Regions from separate parts of the Homo sapiens genome. Here regions 1, 3 and 4 are each linked to region 2. Evidence: chromatin loops called from intact Hi-C (ENCODE). Cell type or tissue: mammary epithelial cell. All regions are shown on one strand. Region 1 overlaps IL1R2 (interleukin 1 receptor type 2). Region 2 overlaps IL1R1 (interleukin 1 receptor type 1). Region 3 overlaps IL18RAP (interleukin 18 receptor accessory protein). Region 4 overlaps IL1RL2 (interleukin 1 receptor like 2).

Region 1 (5,000 bases), 160 kb before region 2:
AGACACCTGGGAATCAAAGGCAGGTAACGGTTACCTGGGCCTCAGTGCGTGCTCTACCACCTGTCCAACTCAGGGCTGTGCATCAGCTCTTTCTACCTTCCAGCATTCTTTTTCCTTCCTTTCACACTTCACACATTTTTGTCTTTTTCTTATGCCTGGTCCTGTTTTTCATCATATGCCTCTGTTTTCTTATGTTGAATGTGGTGAAACATGGTTATTTGACAAAAAAAAAAAAAAAAAAGATAGAATTCTAACTCAAATACTTGGAAGGAGCTGCCCTTGAAATTTCTTTCTTCCAGTAAGAAGGTCAACTCAGATTCCAGCAGAAATGTCAAGTTGTCTGTGATTTAAAAACTCATTTAAAGAAAGTAGGCCAGGAGAATAGTGTTTTGCTGCAAACTTCTGCAAAACTAATTTGTTTTCCCCTCTGGGCCTGCCAAAGATTTACTGTTTCCCACGCTACAGCAATTTTGGTTCCAACCTTTTTCTGAGGTTTTGATTATTGAAAACTGTCACTACTATGTGTTTGTGGTTTACTTGTCTGCAGCCACATCCTAGAGAAGTCACAGTAAAGCAGCTCTTTTGCTCAAGTCCAGGGAGAGAAACCAAGACAATTCCCTTGGCTGGAGATGGTGGTGGGGGTAGATGAGGCTAGCAGTTACTGGAGGAGGACAGCATTTTAGGATTCGTTCTACTGGAACAGGATCCTTGTTGAAACACTTCTTCTCACCCATCCAGCCATATCATTTGAAGAAGAGAGTTAACTTGAAACTCACTTTACCTGTAGAAAGAAGAGACTTGATTAGATTTCTCAAAGACTCTTCAGCTCCATAGCTCTGTGAAGCGTTAGCTACTGACTGATCCTGAATGGCACAGCCTGGATTTCTGGTGTCAAAGTAATTTTAAACATGGTTACAAACCTTCCCATAATTCCCGTAAGCCTGACCCTGAGAGAATGTGAGCATGGTGGGGCCCTTTCATTTGAGGGGAGGCTGCACGTCAGCTCCTGACTTTGAGTCAAAGTGACTTTTAGAGTCAACCAGCAGAAACTGTTTACCTGAAATAGTTGAGTATCAGAAAGAAGACTGTGAGAACACAATGCCTGACAGTACCTGGCAGGGCTCCTTCCCCTGGGATCTTTTTATAAACTCTGGAAAAACAATATATTGGGAATAGGCTTGGCTGTGCGTGACAGAAAGCCTGGACACATAAAAAAGGTAGTCCAGGGTGGTGGGCGGCTTCACGAAGCCACCAAGGACTCAGGTTCCCCTCTTACTGCCCTATTGCATTCAGTGAGTGGTCTGTACCTTGTAGTTCATGGTAGTGGCCACAATCCAGCCACCACATCCACACTGAGCAGCAGGAAGGAAGATTAGTGGAGACCTCCCAGGGGGATCACATGACACTTCCACTTACATCTCATTGATCCACATTTTGTCACATGGCCACTCCTTGTTGCAAGGGATATGATGGGAAATGTCTGTGTATAGAGGGCCATGTGCCCAGGTAAGATTCGGGGGTTCTATTATTGGGAAAGCAGGGAGGACAGATATTGGGAGAAGAAACTAGCAGCATCTGTCATAGAAGGTGTATTTTCAAAGAGCAAGGGCTTTGGAATCACCAGTGCTGGGTTTAAATTTCAACATCTGCTTACTAGCTGTAAGATCTCGGCCAGGCCTTTTAACCCCTTTAAACTCTTATAATACATCCTCTGTAAAATCAGCATGATACTCAGTTTGTGGGGATAAAATGCAAGAATGAATGTTCAATATTTGGCACAATAGCTATTGTTATACACTAGTCCCTAAAACACCAGCTTTGACTTCATTTACTTATCCTGATATATGGTATTGGTTAGCTACAGTGTATTTAAATTCCTACTTCTTTCATGTTCTAATGGTGCACTAATGAGTCTGGCTTGGACCAGTATAGTTGGGGATGTGATAAGCTAATGCGTGTCCAAGGAGGACACAGCAGCTTGGTGGATGTTTATGTGACCTTCATCTGGCAAACCTGACAGTATGGTTAGGGGTAAAGTCACAGGAACTATTTGTGCTTCAGAAACTCGTGAAGAATAGTATTGTGTAGAAACAGAGTTTAAGGGAGAAAGCTCCAGGCTAGATACATAGCTAAGGGGAATATCTCAGGTCACCAGAAGGGGGAGCTCAGACTGTAACTCTGAGTCCTTGGACTCAGGGTTCCCCACTCACGAGGGAGGGTTTCTGGAGTGCGAGGGTCGGTTCCTCAATGCCGCAATGCCGCCCTGGATTTACTGCAAGTCATTCCCAGAGATATCTGTGCAAGGAGCAGGGAACAACTCAAGGTAAAAGTGGCTGGGAATTTTTCCCCTGGATTCATTCACAACTCCTGCCGTGGGCAGGCTTTTAGTCATAAGTATTCCCCGGTATGTTCTAGTGTGTGGGCCATGAGGGCTGTGAGCAAGACCAGGGCTCTGCCCCAAGGTTGTCACCATCCTTGCGGAGCCAGAAGAGTCAGGCATGGCAGCTGGCACGACTGCTCCCACTTCCGGCCCTGCCGATGGCCGGGTGGGGCATTGACTTGCTGTGTCGGATGGAATGTGAGCAGACAAGAGTGAGTTAGTTCCCAGTGTGGCCTCGTGTGTGCTTTTGGCCGCATCGTTTCCAGTTTCGCCATCCCCAAAGAGGATCATCTCCCAGGAAGCTTACTGGTCCAAGGAGGATGAGACACCCATGGAGCAGACTTGGACCCCATCTGCCGCTCAGAGCCAGGCCTAACCCTGCCAAGTTTAGGTTAACCAACTTCCATCTTGCCCACAGACTTGTGAGCAAGAGTGAACGACCGTTGTTTCACACCATTCAGTTCTGGGGTCGTTGGTTTGTTAAGCAGCATCGTTGTGGCCGTGGTTAGCAGACACAGGGAACACTTGTGATAGTGTGAGAAGGTCATCAGGGAGACGAGGAGGGCATCTGACACTCCAGTCTTTGGGGGGCATGGGGGAGGACTGCTTCATAAACTTGTACAAGCTATTTCTGTTTTGGATTTCTTGTTGCTTTTCTCCCTGGGATGCTGTAGACCAGAGTGTTAGCAGGACACCAAATCTCTTGGCGCATGTCAGAGTTGTATGTAAAACAGGAGTTAATCCGTAGGGGATATAGGGAAAACTCTCTGACAAGTGAAATATGAGGACTCTTGGGCTTTGAGTGATCCATTAACTCACTCATTCATTCATTCAAAAAATGAGAGTTAGGGACAGAACTGTGAATAAGATAAAGCAGGGTTCTGTCAACCAAAAAGTATCTGACAGTCTTAATAATTTAGAAGCTTATTTTGCCAAGATTAAGGACAATGCCCAGGAGAAAAAACATGGAATCACAGAAAAAGCAGTCTGTGGTCTGTGCCTTTCTCCAAAGATGATTTTGAGGGCTTCAATATGTAAAGTTTTTCCCCTATTGAAAAGCAGGCTGGAGGGCAGAGAGGGAGGGTGCAGTCATTACTGAATCCATGTGTTGCAAGGGAAAAGAAATAGGTAGGGAATAGTCAATTATATTCCTCTTATACTCAGTAAATCTGCTCTTCACATATGATAAGGTAAACATAGAGTGGCTACCTGTGGAGAATTTTTAAAATCTTTTATCTGTACGCTCTCTGCTTAGGAACAAAAGGAAAGGCAGCTTCTTGCAGGACTCAGACTTCAGCTTATTTTTTTCCTTTTGGCAGAGTGAATTGGGGGTCCCAAGTTTTTATTTTCCTTTCACAGTCCTTCCATCAGTGGAGCCTGAATTCTGGAGAGGGGAGACAAGGCTGATGATGAATGCCACAGAGAATGACAGGGAAGGGAAGGAAAACATGGAGTATTGGGATTAAAGGTGGTGCAATTTTAGATAGGGAGGTGAGGGAGACCTCACGAAGAAAGTGAAGTCCGAGCAGAAAGGGCACTGGCAGTGGCCTTAGCTGAGGAAGCAGCATCTCTGGCCAAGGCGCAGGAATGGCTAAGGGAGGTCTCTGCAGAGACAGCAGCTTATGGGGCAGAGCCCCTCTGCCAAGCACGCCTCTAGGTGCTACAAGGATTCGACTTTAGATATGTTCAGTGAATATAGCTGCAGAGAAACAAATCCAAAAATTTTGAGTTTTGTTCTTAAACAGAGTAGGCCAAAAGGTTCCCATTATCCAGTGAAGCTTCCAGACCCTGCCCCTACCCCGTCTTCAAGGGATTCTCTCTGCAGGGTTCTTGGTTCCTGGTGACACCTCTGTTTCCTCCCCTAGGCCACGTGCTGCTGGGTCTCAGTCCTCCACTTCCCGTGTCCTCTGGAAGTTGTCAGGAGCAATGTTGCGCTTGTACGTGTTGGTAATGGGAGTTTCTGCCTTCACCCTTCAGCCTGCGGCACACACAGGTTAGAAGTAAACCTTTCAGATGCAAAAAGGCTTGCCTGTAGCTTCGCTGGGGAAAGATGTTATCTAGAGAAGTTTCCTTGTCAGAAAGCAAAGTGTGGGCCGAGCTCGGTGGCTGCCGGCTGTAATGTTAGTACTTGAGAGCCCTAGGCGGGTGGATTGCTTGAGCCCAGGAGTTTGAGACCAGTTTGGGCAACATAGAGAGACCCACGTCTCTACAAAAAAAAAAAAAAAAAAAGTAGTTGGGCGTGGTGGTGCGTGCCTGTAGACCTGGCTACTTGGGAGGCTGAGGTGAGAGGAGTGCTTGAACCCAGGGAGGTTGAGGCTGCAGTGAGTGGAGATTGCATCACTCCACTCCAGCAGGGCAACAGAGTGAGACCCTGTCTCAAAAAAATAAAAAAGGAAAAATTAAAAAAAAGAAAAAAGAAAAGAAAAGGAAAGAATGGTGCGAATGTGCTTGTCAAAGAGCAAACTGAAGAAGTGACGTGTTTGCCCTTAACAAAGTTGCCTTTGGAGTTTAACCATACGACGTGCCAGAACTAAACTTTTACCATCTAAACTCAGCTCAGATTTACTTTTAATGATGAGAAATCAGCCAGTGAAAACTATGGCCATAGTTTTTAATCTTT
Region 2 (5,000 bases):
ATTTTCTTATATGCTTACACTGACTGATACTCAGCTGAAAACTTGGGGGAGACTCTCAGTTATCCCAAGACTCTTTCTGCGTGTCGTTATGCAGCTCTAAGTACTTGGGTACTCTGCCCTGCAAACTTTTCTACCCAGGTTCTCAGCTCCATCTCCTCAACTCACTGGGCTTTGCCTGTGTTTTTTCTCGGCAATGTCATGGCCTAGCTGTAATTTTGGACACCTCCTTTCTTCTCCGTCTTTCTGGGATTTCTCTCCTTTGTTTTCTGATGTTCAATGTCTTGAATACTGTTGTTTCATATATTTTGTCCATTTTTTAGTTGTTCATGTGGGAAGGTAAATCCAGTTTCTATTACTCCATCTTGTACTGAAAGGCATGTCTCTCCTCCTACATTGTCCCCACTTTTTAGATGAGTGAAAAGGGGGTGAAGGATGTTAAATAACTTGCCAGGGGTACAGCACACAGGCAGTAAGTGATGCAGCTGGACTTGAATATGCTTCTCAGACTCCCCAGATAATGATCTTATCACAAGGCTGTAAAGCTTTTATATGTAATGTGAATTGATGTATTTAATAATCAATGTGTTTCTTCGTAGATATTAAATCAAGACACACTGGCAGATTTTTATGTAAATTGCTTCCACCCTTCTTCCTTTTAAAGATAAATGCAAGGAACGTGAAGAAAAAATAATTTTAGTGTCATCTGCAAATGAAATTGATGTTCGTCCCTGTCCTCTTAACCCAAATGAACACAAAGGCACTATAACTTGGTATAAAGATGACAGCAAGACACCTGTATCTACAGAACAAGCCTCCAGGATTCATCAACACAAAGAGAAACTTTGGTTTGTTCCTGCTAAGGTGGAGGATTCAGGACATTACTATTGCGTGGTAAGGTAAGAGAGGAATTAGTATGTTACAAACATGTTCTAGTTTCCTGCAGTTGTTAAGGACAGAAATACTTTTAATAATGCTTAACTTACCTATTTTATTTTATTTTAGAAATTCATCTTACTGCCTCAGAATTAAAATAAGTGCAAAATTTGTGGAGAATGAGCCTAACTTATGTTATAATGCACAAGCCATATTTAAGCAGAAACTACCCGTTGCAGGAGACGGAGGACTTGTGTGCCCTTATATGGAGTTTTTTAAAAATGAAAATAATGAGTTACCTAAATTACAGTGGTATAAGGTAATTTTATTTTAAATATGACATTTCACTTTTCCAGAAAATAAAATAGTTCCCTGGACAATAGAATGTATCTGCAAAGTACCTTTTTATTTTGTATATTGTTTTCTCTTTAATGGTGAAACTTGATAGGGAACCTAAAAAGAATTGTAAGACTGCATTCACTTAATTTGAAGCTTAACTAGAAATTTGTTTGCTGTTGTTTTTATTTAATTTAATAAGATGTAATTGAGAAAAGTACTAGAAATAGATGTTTAAAGAGAAGGCTGATTATAAGCTTAAGGTATTGAAGATGTAACTATTTATTACAAAACATACTATGTGTGTTTTATTGAAGATATGGTCTTCAAATAACCTGCTAGTTTCCATAACTGTCTGAAAAGTGGGTTGACTAGCTTTCCATGGAACACCCCATGTTTTGGTAACTTTAATCTACCTAGTCTGATGGAACTTAAATGGGGAATCATCTTGTAGAGCTTAAGACGTACTAAATACGTAATATCAATGAAGTGCAGTATTGTTAAGAAACTATATAGTGTTAACATTTTTTTCAAACATGTTTTTCTTGCAAAATAAATTGGCCTTCACTTCATAGTACAAGTCTCATAGACTTGAAAACTTAATGTCATAGGAATATAGTTAACTGTTTCCAAAAAGCCAGTATTAAAACTTACTATATGTAAGGAACTTTTCCAGTCACTTTCTAAAAATATAACATTTGCTAAGGTGAAAAAAATGGAGCTCCTTTGGCGGTAGATTGGGGAAAGTTATTGGTTATTGGTTTTCAATGCTTCTCTCTCCCTTTATCTAGGATTGCAAACCTCTACTTCTTGACAATATACACTTTAGTGGAGTCAAAGATAGGCTCATCGTGATGAATGTGGCTGAAAAGCATAGAGGGAACTATACTTGTCATGCATCCTACACATACTTGGGCAAGCAATATCCTATTACCCGGGTAATAGAATTTATTACTCTAGGTGAGTCATAGCTCCAGCCCTAAAAGGTTTAGATCTGGGAAGGTCCAGAGACTGTGATTCTAATACTACTTTCATTATCCATGAAGAAACCAAATCCAAGACGACCTCAATGATACCACAAAAGTCACATGGCTTTAGTTTTGTTTTTTTGTTACTAAATACTATGTAATGTTTTTCCATTCCTGCTTCAGATGTAGTTCTAATTAAATAGAGACATTATGAGCTGTGTTTTCCAACTGATTTAAGAGGGTTGTTCTTTGGCATGGCTAAAAATGGTTCTTACTGAAAGCTCTGGGGCTCCCTCTGGCTGGTATATGGGAATGTTCTGAGAGCCTGCACCTGGGGAATCTCAGTGAGTGTCAGTGTCTAGCAGCAAGCATCGGTGTGGACACTAATGAGCTTTGGAATAAGTCACATTTCCAGAATCTACCTCCTGTTCATTCTGTGTTAGGTGTTAACCTCTCTAACCCTGTTTCCTCTTCTGTAACAAGATGATGCAATCTCCCAAGGTTATTGGGAAGATTAGAGATATGGGGTACACGAAACTTGTGTACCTGGTGCAAAGAAATGCTTGGTGCAAAACAGCTATGCAATTAATAGGTGTAGGATGATTGTTCTTGTTAATTTTCTTGTGTCTTTCAATTCTGCGTTAACCATGTTTCATATTGAAAACTATATCACAGCAAAATGAAACAAAATGCACAAATTGCCAGGGGATAGTCAGAATGCTCAAACTTTTTGTAAATATTGAGATTTTGTAAGATTTATGTAATAAAATAAGAGTTATTCCAATCAGAACTTTTTTGCAGGTTATAGGGGTGACTATTAGTAGTTATGCTGGGACAACAGGTATAAATTGGGACTATCCCAAGCAAACTCAGAATATGATCACCCTATAAATAGCTTCACTTTTCCAGTTATATAATACTTTATTTTCCTAAAAATATTTTTATTAAATAAAAGTTAATTCCTTGCCATGGTCCCACAGGCATCAGTGAATCCCAATTTTCAATGGTCTTTGTATCAAACCATGTTCTTGAGTTTTTAGCAGCCTGTCATTGGGTAGCTCTGGTCTGTCTTTCCTGAAACATAGTAACCTAACCAGCAAGTAGAACTTGAGAGAGAACTGGGCACTGGGGACTATTTAAGCTAGGTTAAGTGTTTTTTTTTTTTTTTTTTTTTTTGAGATGGAGTCTCGCTCTGTCACCCAGGCTGGAGTGCAGTGGTGCGATCTCCGCTCACTGCAAGCTCTGCCTCCCGGGTTCATGCCATTCTTCTGCCTCAGCCTCCCGAGTAGCTGGAACTACAGGCGCCCGCCACCACGCCCGGCTAATTTTTTTGTATTTTTAGTAGAGATGGGGTTTCACCGTGTTAGCCAGGATGGTCTCGATCTCCTGACCTCGTGATCCGCCCACCTCTGCCTCCTTAAGTGCTGGGATTACAGGTGTGAGCCACCGCGCCCGGCCAGGTTAAGTGTGTTTTTGATATTCTCTGTTTCCTTTTCTGATCCCATTTGTAGAAACAATATACTCTACTCGGAGTGAGGTAATATTTTGTTTTCTTTCCAAGGCCCACACCAATGATGCCTAGCACTTTTTGTTCACTCAAGGATTCAAAAATATTTATTGAGCATTTACTATGTTTCAGGAACTGTAATAGGTATACATTAGGGAAAAAAACAGAGAATATCCTACCTTCATGGTGTTCACTTTTTTTTTGATTGGGGGAATACCGAGTGCTCAATTTTATAGTTTCTCATAGTTTCTTCATGGCCACAGATAAACCCCTGAAACCAATCTTTTCATAAATAAGTCAGATTAATTTCTGGGGCTTCTTGATACTTTTTTGCCTATTTTAATAAATTACAGCATTATTCCATAACCCTGTAGTTCTCACTATTGGGTCATTAACACAGTCATTAAATGCAAGCAGGTCTAGTATTGACTAGCCCTTCTGGCCAATAACACCCAATTCAAGGAAGTGACTTTCCACTACTCTCGCCTTTGCTGACATGCTTTCACTTAAGAGAGGCATTTGTCTGGGGACCCAGGGTCCTGGTGATGTGTGTGTTTTTCAGTAGCACCCCACTCTATGAATTCGGAAGGTCTAGCTCTACCCCGGGATTCACAGTGTGCTGTGGCCTCTGCCTCAGCTTTCTTCCTTCACTTTCTGCCTCCTGTCTCCTGGCATATGTGCTTTGAACACTTGATGGAATATCTGGCCAGAAGTCATTTAGTATGTTTTGCTAAGTGTTGTCGTCACTTGAGATTCTGATCTATAAGAGACTGACAAACCTTATGGATGTTTTTCTTTCAGAGGAAAACAAACCCACAAGGCCTGTGATTGTGAGCCCAGCTAATGAGACAATGGAAGTAGACTTGGGTAAGTGGGCTTCAGTGAGGGTATGCTGGAATCGGTTTTTTTTTTTTAAAACATAAGAGTAAGATAAATTGTATCTTTACTATATATAATCTAAGCCATTTACTGTATAAATCTATCAATGGAGGGAAAGTGAGACAAATTATATCTTAATTTTTTGTATTTCTTGCCTCTATGGCAAACATCTTGCCATGTCTGATATCTCCAGCCCTACTTTTCTGTGAACACTTATTACCATGAAAACACCAACCAGACACCAAGGTCAAAAGGCCTAGGAACCAGCAATGCCATTGACTGGTACAGGATTGGATTTCTTTCTTTTTTTTTTTTTCACAGAGTTAAAATATTTAATGACAAAAATAGGGTTTGCTGTAAAAGTGAATCAATACAGTAGGTGTTACTTATCTCTGAATTAAACAAAAATTATATTTGACATCTTAAAGAACTTCTGA
Region 3 (5,000 bases), 280 kb after region 2:
TCTTTGTTTTCATCTTTCAGTGGGAGACACTAAACTCAAACCAGATATTCTGGATCCTGTCGAGGACACACTGGAAGTAGAACTTGGTAAGCTGGGCCTCATCGCCTTTGAATGACATCGTGCTGCTGGGAGCAGGTCTAAGTGTGATAGAAGGAAAACAGCATTGGGATTTCCAGTCAAACAGAATTGGGTGTGAATCTTAACTCAGCCATTGACTAGTTTTGTGACTTTGCACAGTTACTTCATCCTTTAAGCCTCAGTACTTAAATCCGCAAATAGCTATCATAAAACTGACCCTAAAAGATTATATTGCAGGCCGGGCATGGTGGCTTATGCCTGTAATCCCAGCACTTTGGGAGGCTGAGGTGGGTAGATCACTTGAGGTCAGGAGTTTGAGACCAGCCTGGCCAACATGGTGAAACCCCATCTCTACTAAAACTACAAAAATTAGCCGGGCGTGGGTGTGGGTGCCTGTAATCCCAGCTACTCAGGATGACAAGGCAGGAGAATCACCTGAACCTGGGAGGCGGAGGTTACAGTGAGCCGAGATCGAGCCATTGCACTCCATCCTGGGTGGCAGAGCAAGATTCCATCTCAAAGAAAAAAAAAAATTATACTGAGAAATAATGGGACAATGTATGTTAAGTGGCTGGAGCATGAAACCTGATCAATAGATTTTATTCTTCCTTAACTTCCCCAGGAACAGGTGGTTTCGTACATGTTGGTTAGGTCTATCAGTTATGACTACAAATTCGCCAACCTGAGTAACATTAACTCTTATGAATATGACATTTAATCTGGCATTTAAGAGAACTGTAGTAGAATTCTACAACCCCTGCCCAAACAATTTGTATTCCAAAGTAGTGTCTTCTTTGGGGTTGAGGAGAAATTGACTTCCCTGTGGGTCTCCTTTTATTTTGTCAACTTCAATAATATCTATGTCTTTCTACACAGACAAATAAGAATTGCTGTATTAAAAATAAAATGCTGTTTTTCTTTTAATAATATAAATTTTTTTATTATTATTATACTTTCTAAAATGCTACTAAAACATTTATTATTTTAGAAAGAAACATAAAAATACATGTTATGATATAAGATCACTAGATGGCAGGAGTGGTGTGTTCTGACTCTAGAAATAGCACTAACTATGTGCTCAACGTCACAGGAATGGAAGGAAGGAGGAAAGAAGGAGGAAAAAATTAGATTAATTCATATAGTCAAGTTACATATGTATTAGTGAATTATAAGGTATTACCAGTGGAAAAACGTTAAGGTGCAAAGATGAGTATTCAAATGGAGCTCCTAGTCATTTCATGGTTAAATATTAGATTTGAGGCAGAGCATATGTGAATATTCCTCATGGAAAAAAATGGGTAGAAAAAAGTTAGTCTCATAATATGCATGCCCATCCATAGTGAATTGTTCAGAAAAATTGCTTAATATCGAAATAATTTTTTTATTTAAACCACGTGCTACAATAACTTTATGATTTTTACTTAATAAACAAATATTGGATAGTAAAATTTTCTTTATGGACACACCTTGTACTTCAACAGTAGTGCAGAAGACCGGGCTGATCTCAGAAACTCCTCATTTTCTTAGTTTTCTTAGTGTCTCCCTCAATCCACATAAGGACCCTTAGTGATATAATCATGCTCATCTTCATTTTAAGAACATATAGTCATATGGTTGAGATAGAAGGATTGCCCATTAGAAAAAATGTACCTGGTTTTATGCATTTCTGAATGAGAGCTGTGTAGACGTTTCATTATTTCTGGCACACATATTCTACCTGCAAACCTGATTGCATCAGGAGACAGCTTCTGGCGACGTCTTCCTCCCAGATGTAGGACAAAGTATTCTCACCAGCTTCCTTCTTGTTTTCTCTGGCCTCTTCATTTTCAGGAAAGCCTTTAACTATTAGCTGCAAAGCACGATTTGGCTTTGAAAGGGTCTTTAACCCTGTCATAAAATGGTACATCAAAGATTCTGACCTAGAGTGGGAAGTCTCAGTACCTGAGGCGAAAAGGTAAGAAAAAAACTCACGGATTCTGTTCTCTGCAATTCAGAAGAGATACTTCTACCTTTAGAAATGCCTAAAGTATACAGTTGATGGTGTAGCCACCAGCACCGACTAGTGGTGAAAATAAAAGCACAAAAATGCAAAGTGCAAACGGCCGTTGAATGAAATATTTAAGTTGTTTTAAACCTCAATTTGTAGGAACAGTTTGACGTGGCTGCTCTCAAAGTCAAGCTATTGAGCAGACAGTTGTACTGACCCAGACTGCTTGGAGATAAGTAATATGTCCAAGAAATGGGAGGAAATGCTGCTTACCCTCACTCTGCTTTTCACCGGTGCCACCCGTTCAGAGAGTGTGGGGGTACAGGGATCCAGATGTGTGGGGTAATGAACAGTCTAGAAAACCTCCAGGGGAAATGGCATCATAATAATAAGTCTGACAAAAAATATGTGAAGTGAGGAATACCTGAAGCAACTTAACCCCGAAAAAGAGGCTCAGAGGAGGGCTCTCTGTCTTGAAATCCTTGGGAGCTATTACATTGTTTGAGAAATTTGACTTGGTTTGTTGCTCTCTGGAGCACAGAACCCGGATCAGTGGTTTGAATTTACTGGTGAGATATTTTGGCCAGTAGAAAACCCTAGATATTTGGAGCTATCCAATCACAAAAAAAGTTGATCTCCAGTCCCCAGAAGGATCAAAGGGCCTGGATCCAGTGATGTCCAATCAGATGTGTCTCCAAAGGATGCATTCCCTGATTTTTCGAAGATGTGACCCAGAGTAAGAGTCTATGCATTAAGTACCTTCTTCTGATACTTAACAGATATCAATAAGAAAATGCAATATCATTTTGAAAAGTATACATCATTACAAAAAAGTACAGAACAGATTTTGGTCACAACAATAAAATTTAGCAAGAATTTCTAAGATCAGGAAGGTCATTGGGGCCCATCTTAAGCTGATATTGCATTAGAGTTCACAGTAGGAGAGTGTAGTCAAGAGGGTATGTTTTGACATCACCCACCCTTGGGTTTAAACCCATTTTCTATCTGATGTCAACATGACCCTTAGCCCCGGTGAGCCTCCATCACCCATTGATAATCTATGGATAATAGCCTGCACTTTGCAAGCTCACTGGGAGGCGTGGTTACAGCAGAGGTGTTATGCCTATCACAATGTGTGACAGGTAGGAAGCACTCAGTGAATAGGAGCTGGCATCGTGGTCTCAGAGCAACACAGCCTAAAACATCATTCACATACACAAGATTTCTTAACACAAAGATGGATTGTAGATTGGTAACTTCAGAGAACTCAAATTGTGAATAAATGCCAAGACTCCCAACTTCCTGGGTGGAGCAGCGTGGCACAAGCCCAGGAATCAAGCTGCCCATTCCCTGCAGTGTGGTCTGGGGCTACTCACCCACCTTCTTTGCCTTGTCCTTGTCACTGGCCAAGGCCATTATGATCCTATTATACTCTAGGGTTCCTGGGAGGTGAGGAATGGAGGACATTAGAGTCCATATTTTGTGCACAGAAGAGGGACTGATACATAGTAAACCTTCAGTAGGAGTTGGTCATTTTAAATATTTTTCTTAAGGTATTGTTATTATCTATTCTCAAGGGGAATTCTTAAGAGTAAGGAAGGTCAGATGAGTCTCACAAATAAATAATGTCTTAGCGTGAATGCTTAGAAGAGTCAATAATTGAATCAAGAATGAGCCCTTTTTGACCATCTTACATTCTCGTGGTATCTTATACTATTGATCTCACAGTTCTCTAAAAGCCAAACTGTTGGCTGCTTATACGTGTTCCAAATGCTGCAAATGGGTGTCAATGTATGTTACTGAATGGAGTGGTATTTTTTCTCCTTTCTCAGTATTAAATCCACTTTAAAGGATGAAATCATTGAGCGTAATATCATCTTGGAAAAAGTCACTCAGCGTGATCTTCGCAGGAAGTTTGTTTGCTTTGTCCAGAACTCCATTGGAAACACAACCCAGTCCGTCCAACTGAAAGAAAAGAGAGGAGGTAAGCCCAGAAGGTTGCCCAGGAGGCATGAAACTGCTTTCACTTGAGAGGGGAGGAGTTTTCCTAAAGAATAGTAATAATGATGACAGCGATTACATTTTCTAGGTGACAGACATTGTTTTAAGCACTTTCCTGGTGTCAACCCATTTAATACCTTGACCAAAGCCACACAACTAGTAAACTGCATATTACTGGTTTAGAGCTAGTTCTCTTAAGTAATAGTCTGCGTTTGGGAGGCCATGTTGGAAAAGCAACTCATTCATGCACTCATTCATTCACGCATTCATTCTACAATAGCTATGGGGTATGCCCAGAATGGCAGGCATTGTGCTAAGACCTAGCCTCCTTTCCAATTTTTCTTTCCTGGCTTTCAAATCCAAAGGACATGATGGATTCATGTTCTGATGAGTGGAGAATGGAAGAGAGAAGGAGTAATCTTGTTCATTGTTCAAAATGGTGTGTGTATATCACGGATATATTAAAAAAAAAAAAGCTGGAGTAGAAATTCTAGGTAAGGAAAAGCGTTTAAATTTCTTTGAAAAGATGCCCAGAGATGAAATTGATATCATTCATTCCTTTAATTAATAGATAACTATAGTTATAAGCAGGTTTGAATGTTTCTGAGGCTTCAACAAGACAAAGTGTGTTCTGGCCTGTAGTAAACGCTCTGTGAAGGGGGTTTTCCCCCATGGGAGTATGCAGGAGATCCCTCGTGTCAGGTAAGCCAGATGGGACTCCTGGTCTCAGGAAATTTAGGCTGCAGTAGGAATGATAATACAGGAAAATAATTTACAATATGCAATGAGAGAGATGTAAATGGATTGTGTGGACGTTTACGAGGGGAAAAAATAAAAGGAATATGATAAGTTTCCCAGGCCACCCTGATCAGGAACTGCCCATTCCCCTGGGGTCTCTAGTGTTTATTGTAAGACAGGTCTCAAAATGTGATTT
Region 4 (5,000 bases), 74 kb after region 2:
TCCCTCTAACACATGCTTGTTTGGTATTGATCTGGGGCTGTGTAAAGTGGAAAATTCCTTCCTGGTTTCCTTGAAGAACAGAGGCTGTTCCAGATGAGGTCTGGAGTGAGCTACAGAGGGTGATGCTGGCTTTAGGAGTGGTGGCTGCTGGGTCTGAATGTTAGAGGCCACACATCTCCAGTAGTAATATTATTCTGGGAGATGGGAACTCTGTGTGTGGATGTCCCCTCCCATACACCCAGGAACTTCTGAGAAATGCTGCTGTTCACTAATACAATTCCACCCTCATCTCCCAGGCTGTCCCTGGAGAGGAGCTCTCCACTTGAGAAGGACCTCAGAGCCCTGGCTCTTGTCATCCAAATTCACCTTTCCTCTGGGGCTCTTATAGGAAAGGTGAGAGTTGACACTGCTCACCTGTGATCCTCTGGCATAACCACCTTGCAAAGATAACCCAAGAGAAATGGAAGCCTCAGGGATATACCACCAGATGAACTGACGGCAAGGTGGAGGTTTTCGCATTCCCATGGCAGGTTTCCTTATCAGCCCCCATCTCCCACCACATCAGAAAAGGAGTAAATAGATCTTTCCTGATTTCAGGCCCAGAACTAGGCTCAAGAAGAAAGAAGTGTACTCTCACGACTGGCTAAGACTTGCTGGACTGACACCTATGGCTGGAAGATGACTTGTTTTGCTCCATGTCTCCTCATTCCTACACCTATTTTCTGCTGCAGGATGAGGCTAGGGTTAGCATTCTAGACACCCAGTTGAGCTCAGGCGTAGAGAAGAGGAGGATGGGATAAGAACTGGGGCCATCCCCATGTCATGGTGGGTGAGAGCTGGGGCCATCCCCGTGGTCATGGAGGGTGAGAGCTGGGGGTTATCCCCATGGTCATGGAGGGTGAGGGCTGGTCGGGGGAGGCATCCCCAAGTCATGGTGGGTGAGAGCTCGGAGCATCCCCATGTCATGGTGGGTGAGATCTGGGGGTATCCCTGTGTCATGGTGGGTGAGGGCGGGTGGTCATCCACATGGTCATAGTGGGTGAGAGCTGGGGGTATCCCTACATCATGGTGGGTGAGAGCTGGGAGCATCCCCATGTCATGGTGGGCGAGATCTGGGGGGTATCCCCACGTCATGGTGGATGAGAGCTGGGGGAATCACCATGTCATGGTGGGTGAGATCTTGGGGGATCACCTGTCATGGTGGGTGAGAGCTGGGGGGATCACCTGTCATGGTGGGTGAGAGTTGGGATTCATCCCCATGTCATGGTGGGCTGAGCCCACATGGAAGCCTGTGCTTGGACAGCGTATGCCCTTTTCTCTGTTTTTCCACAATGAACAATTAAACTGTAAATGTTAAAAATATCAGTAATTTGTGAAATAAATTTTATTCTCATTTGAGCAACATAAATCACAATTTTGTTTGTTTACCATGCCTGTCAAAATCACAAACATTTTCTTATCAGTTTAAATAATGAAAACTGATTTCTGCTAAAATCATCTGACAATTAGCTTGTCAACATTCAAATATTTTTCACCTTAAATCCACTACCTTCGTGGTGTGGTCCACTGAAAAGTTGGGCAAAACCCAACCTGTGATTGAGGCTATAGAGAAACATGAGGGTCATGCACAATAGCTTTTTTTCCCCACACTTAGTAGATGGACTGTTTCTCAGTCTGACAGCCACCAAAGCTTTATGTCCTGATGAATATTTTCGTCCTCTCATCCTCTCTGATGGCCTCATTTCTCCAAATTTCTTCTTCTCCTCCTTTTTTTTTTTTTTTTTTTTTTTTTTTGAGACAGAGTTTCGCTTTTGTCACCGAGGCTGGGATTACAAGCATGAGCCACCGAGCCCGGTCAAGGCTTTCATATTTTTAAAACTTTGAAGTACAGTGAGAAACATAATTTAGTAAGCAACTCAGTATGCACACACGGAATGGAAAAAGCTCTGTTCTATGTTATTTGTTCTATTTTGTTCAAGTCTAGCTCAATTTTTCAAAATGCTGGTCACAGCTCGCCAACTTGTTTTAATAACCAACTTATGCCTTTCCACTGCAATCTGGAGAGCTCAGCCTCTCAGGCTGCTGGTCCCCCTGTCAATCACGATACTTTGGCTACTTTGCTTTCTTCAATCAACAAGGCTTTATCAAGAACTTATGGCTCTTTTAATTATCTGACTTCCTGGTCAATCAGCTTTGTTTGTGGTTTTAAATGACCACAGGATAGTAGAAGTGAACATAATTTCCTGCCTGTGTAAAAGGATGACATCAAGAGGAAAAGAAAGCAGCTCACTGGGTGAAGGACCTTGAGAAAGAGATGAACATTTCCTCTCTTGAGACACAGGACAAACAAGGTCACGCCTGAGCTCGGCAAACAAGGACTTCGGTGCCTGCCTACGGCGCCATTGCGCCCTCTAGTGGCTGCTGAGGAACCGCTGTCCAGCCCGAAGCTCACAGAGCCCCGTTCAGGCTGCCGCAACCTACCTAGGCGGCCAGAATGGAGACTTACAGGTGGGCGGGCATCCCGGGGTGCACACATTACCTTCTCGGGGCTCTCCAACTTAAGGCCAAGGATATCTTTCTTCTTTTTCGGCTGCTGAGAAGGTGGAGATAGTGCCATTTTCGAATGTGTTCCTAACTCTTGGGCTTCTGAGACTGTCGCAGTCTGTCCAAGGGTGGTGAGTGGGGATCAGCAGGCCCTGTTTACTATGTGCTCGCAAGAGGGGACTGCGGTCATAGGGATTTCAGAGAGGTGGCCCTGGCGTCGGGCCCCTGGACTCCAGTCACAACTCAACCACTTGCTGAGGGAGTATGCTAGCTAAATCCCTCTTGCAAGTCAAAAACCCTGTGCCCCAGTTTCTTCCTCTGTAAAAAAGGGATAATACAATGTTGGTATCCTTATTGCCCACTACAAAAAGGGCCAGAGAATATGAACAGGACATTTACAAAGTAAGGATTAATTCGTACAAAAGCCCGGTGAACGGAAAATGTGTGTAACATCACAAATGATCTGATGCCGCCAGGTAGGGGGGCATTTACCATGTGCCAGACAGACCCTAAGCTAAGCTCTTTAAGTACATTATCTCATTAACAGTCAATTATCCTATATCCTCTCCATTTTAAAATGAAGAAAGTAAGTGTGTAAGAGATTAGATAACCCACCCAGGGGTAACACAGTTGTTAGACATGGCCCCAGGGAAGTGTATCACCGGCTGGGTATTTCACGATGTTACAGCATTCCTTTTAAATTGTTAGGCATGATAATGGTAGCATTGTTATGTTTCTAAAAGCATCTTATGTGTTAGAGGTGACATACTGAAACATTTGTGAATGAAATACTATGATGTCTCGGATTTACTTCAAAATAATCCAGTGCAGGGAGTGGTGGAGGACATGAGTTTGTGAAACAAGACTGCCCATGAGTGAAGTTCATTCATGAAAACATAGAGCAGTTAAAAAAATTTTTAAAAACAAAGAAACTCGCAACCCTCAGACACTTACGCAAGTCTGCTGTGAAATAAGACATCCTGGCTATTCTGAAGAGCCGGATGAAACTAAGGATGGAGATTTTTGTTTTGCTTTCAAAATATAAACAGCTTTTTCCTCCCTGATTATTTGCTCATTGGGTAAATTTATGAAAACAGGAAGTTATAAAAATATTCATTATCCTTTTGGTGTATATATGAATATTCACATAGATTTGATCTTGCAATACCAATCTTAGATTTATGAATTGCGTTAGTCAGGGTTTTCTAGAGAAACAGAATCAATATGACTTTTATATATATACAAAATTAAGAACTGTCTCCCATGATCATGGAGGCTGAGAAGGCCCACAATCCACTCTCTGTGGGCTGGAGACCCAGGAAGGCCAGTGAAATATTTCTTTAGTTGGAGTCCAACACCCTGAGAACCAGTGGCGCTGATGATATAAATCCCGGTCTGAAGGCAGAAGATGAGATGGTTCAGCTCAAGCAGTGAGTGAGGCAGATCTTGAAAAGGGGTGGAGAAGAATTCCTCCTTCTTCTGCTTTTTGTTCTATTCAGGCCTTGAAGGGATTTGGATGATGCCCACCTGCTCTGGGGAAGGCTCACTGTCTTACTGAGTCCATTGATTCCTGCGCTAATCTCCGCTGAAACACCCTTACAGACACGTCCATAAATAATGTTTAATCTGGGCATCCTTCAGCCCAGGCAAGTTGACATATAAGGTAAACCATCACATGGATGTTTAGGTTTGTTCTATTTGTTACTTTTACAAACAAAGTGCATTCATCTGATCATTTGCCTTAGATAAATTACTGGAAATAGAAGAATTTATCTTTTAAATAGATCTATTTATATCTGATCATTTGATGCATTCTTCCAAATTTCCCTCCAGAAAGCTTGTACCAGTTGTGACTCCCACCAATGCTGGCTGAAGATGTCAGAAAGCAAAACCTATTCTAAGGTGTCCCAGGCTCAAGCCTGAGTTCCTAGTTTGGTAATGACACTGGGGAATTTCTTGTTTTATATATTTTTTGTGCATTTCAAAAGAAATGATCAAGAAGCTGTGATGGGATGTTTTTGGTCTTGAAGGACCTAGTAATACACTTCTCTGTTTCAAGGTGTGGCTGTGCAATTCCCAGCCCCACTAGTCCCCTGTCTTGTATGTTTATCCATTGTACCTTCTCTGCTGCTGGTGATTCTCAGTAGGGCACGTTCTCAAGCAGGCCTCCCTAGGGGTGGATGGTGCCATTGCTTCCATCCAGTTGGATGGATCCTAAAAACTTAACAGGCCATAACACAGGGGTGGAGAAAGCTCAGAGCTCCAAACAAAAGGGGAGAACCATCTGGCCTTTCCCAGTACCTACTCTAGTAGAGCAGGTTAATTAAAAACAGAAGCAACCATAAGACCTGACTGGTGTTATCTCTTTTCCCAGCCCCAACCAAGGCAAAACAACAAAAAAAGCCCATACTGAGACTCAGGGTCTTTTGTGTTTATGATTCCCATGTGTGTGGTCC

What was found. A loop is a pair of places that touch in the nucleus more often than their neighbours do. Peaks named below come from ENCODE experiments on the same cell type or tissue, not always from the same donor. Only the 100,000 strongest peaks of a DNase experiment are listed, where the experiment ranks them.
Region 1: a loop joins it to region 2, with 9 times the contacts of the local background. A loop is called at or near these places in 5 of 110 quality-filtered maps.
Region 3: a loop joins it to region 2, with 8 times the contacts of the local background. A loop is called at or near these places in 3 of 110 quality-filtered maps.
Region 4: a loop joins it to region 2, with 7 times the contacts of the local background. A loop is called at or near these places in 22 of 110 quality-filtered maps.

What each region holds. Positions count from the first base shown.
Region 1 is chr2:102,004,270-102,009,269 of GRCh38, forward strand. It overlaps IL1R2 (interleukin 1 receptor type 2), which reads left to right. Exons shown (of 9, transcript NM_004633.4): 2 at 4,246-4,373. The coding sequence starts at 4,307. Among named protein-coding and RNA genes, the nearest start is that of IL1R2, 15 kb to the left of the region's middle. In mammary epithelial cell, a CTCF peak has its summit at 2,149 (motif pointing right); no DNase peak of the experiment used is centred here.
Region 2 is chr2:102,164,113-102,169,112 of GRCh38, forward strand. IL1R1 (interleukin 1 receptor type 1) reads left to right here. Exons shown (of 12, transcript NM_000877.4): 4 at 662-896; 5 at 1,003-1,192; 6 at 2,001-2,169; 7 at 4,486-4,551. Among named protein-coding and RNA genes, the nearest start is that of IL1R1-AS1, 15 kb to the right of the region's middle. In mammary epithelial cell, a CTCF peak has its summit at 2,474; DNase peaks (open chromatin) are centred at 2,269 and 2,429; H3K27ac peaks cover 313 bases.
Region 3 is chr2:102,441,292-102,446,291 of GRCh38, forward strand. It overlaps IL18RAP (interleukin 18 receptor accessory protein), which reads left to right. Exons shown (of 10, transcript NM_001393487.1): 5 at 21-86; 6 at 1,909-2,032; 7 at 3,898-4,049. Among named protein-coding and RNA genes, the nearest start is that of MIR4772, 12 kb to the left of the region's middle. In mammary epithelial cell, CTCF peaks have their summits at 1,115 (motif pointing right) and 2,136; no DNase peak of the experiment used is centred here.
Region 4 is chr2:102,238,595-102,243,594 of GRCh38, forward strand. It overlaps IL1RL2 (interleukin 1 receptor like 2), which reads left to right. Exons shown (of 12, transcript NM_003854.4): 12 at 598-1,408. The coding sequence ends at 647. Among named protein-coding and RNA genes, the nearest start is that of IL1RL2, 54 kb to the left of the region's middle. RefSeq lists enhancers at 1-320, 2,175-2,469 and a silencer at 2,409-2,468. In mammary epithelial cell, a CTCF peak has its summit at 2,412 (motif pointing left); DNase peaks (open chromatin) are centred at 2,367 and 3,247; H3K27ac peaks cover 1,346 bases.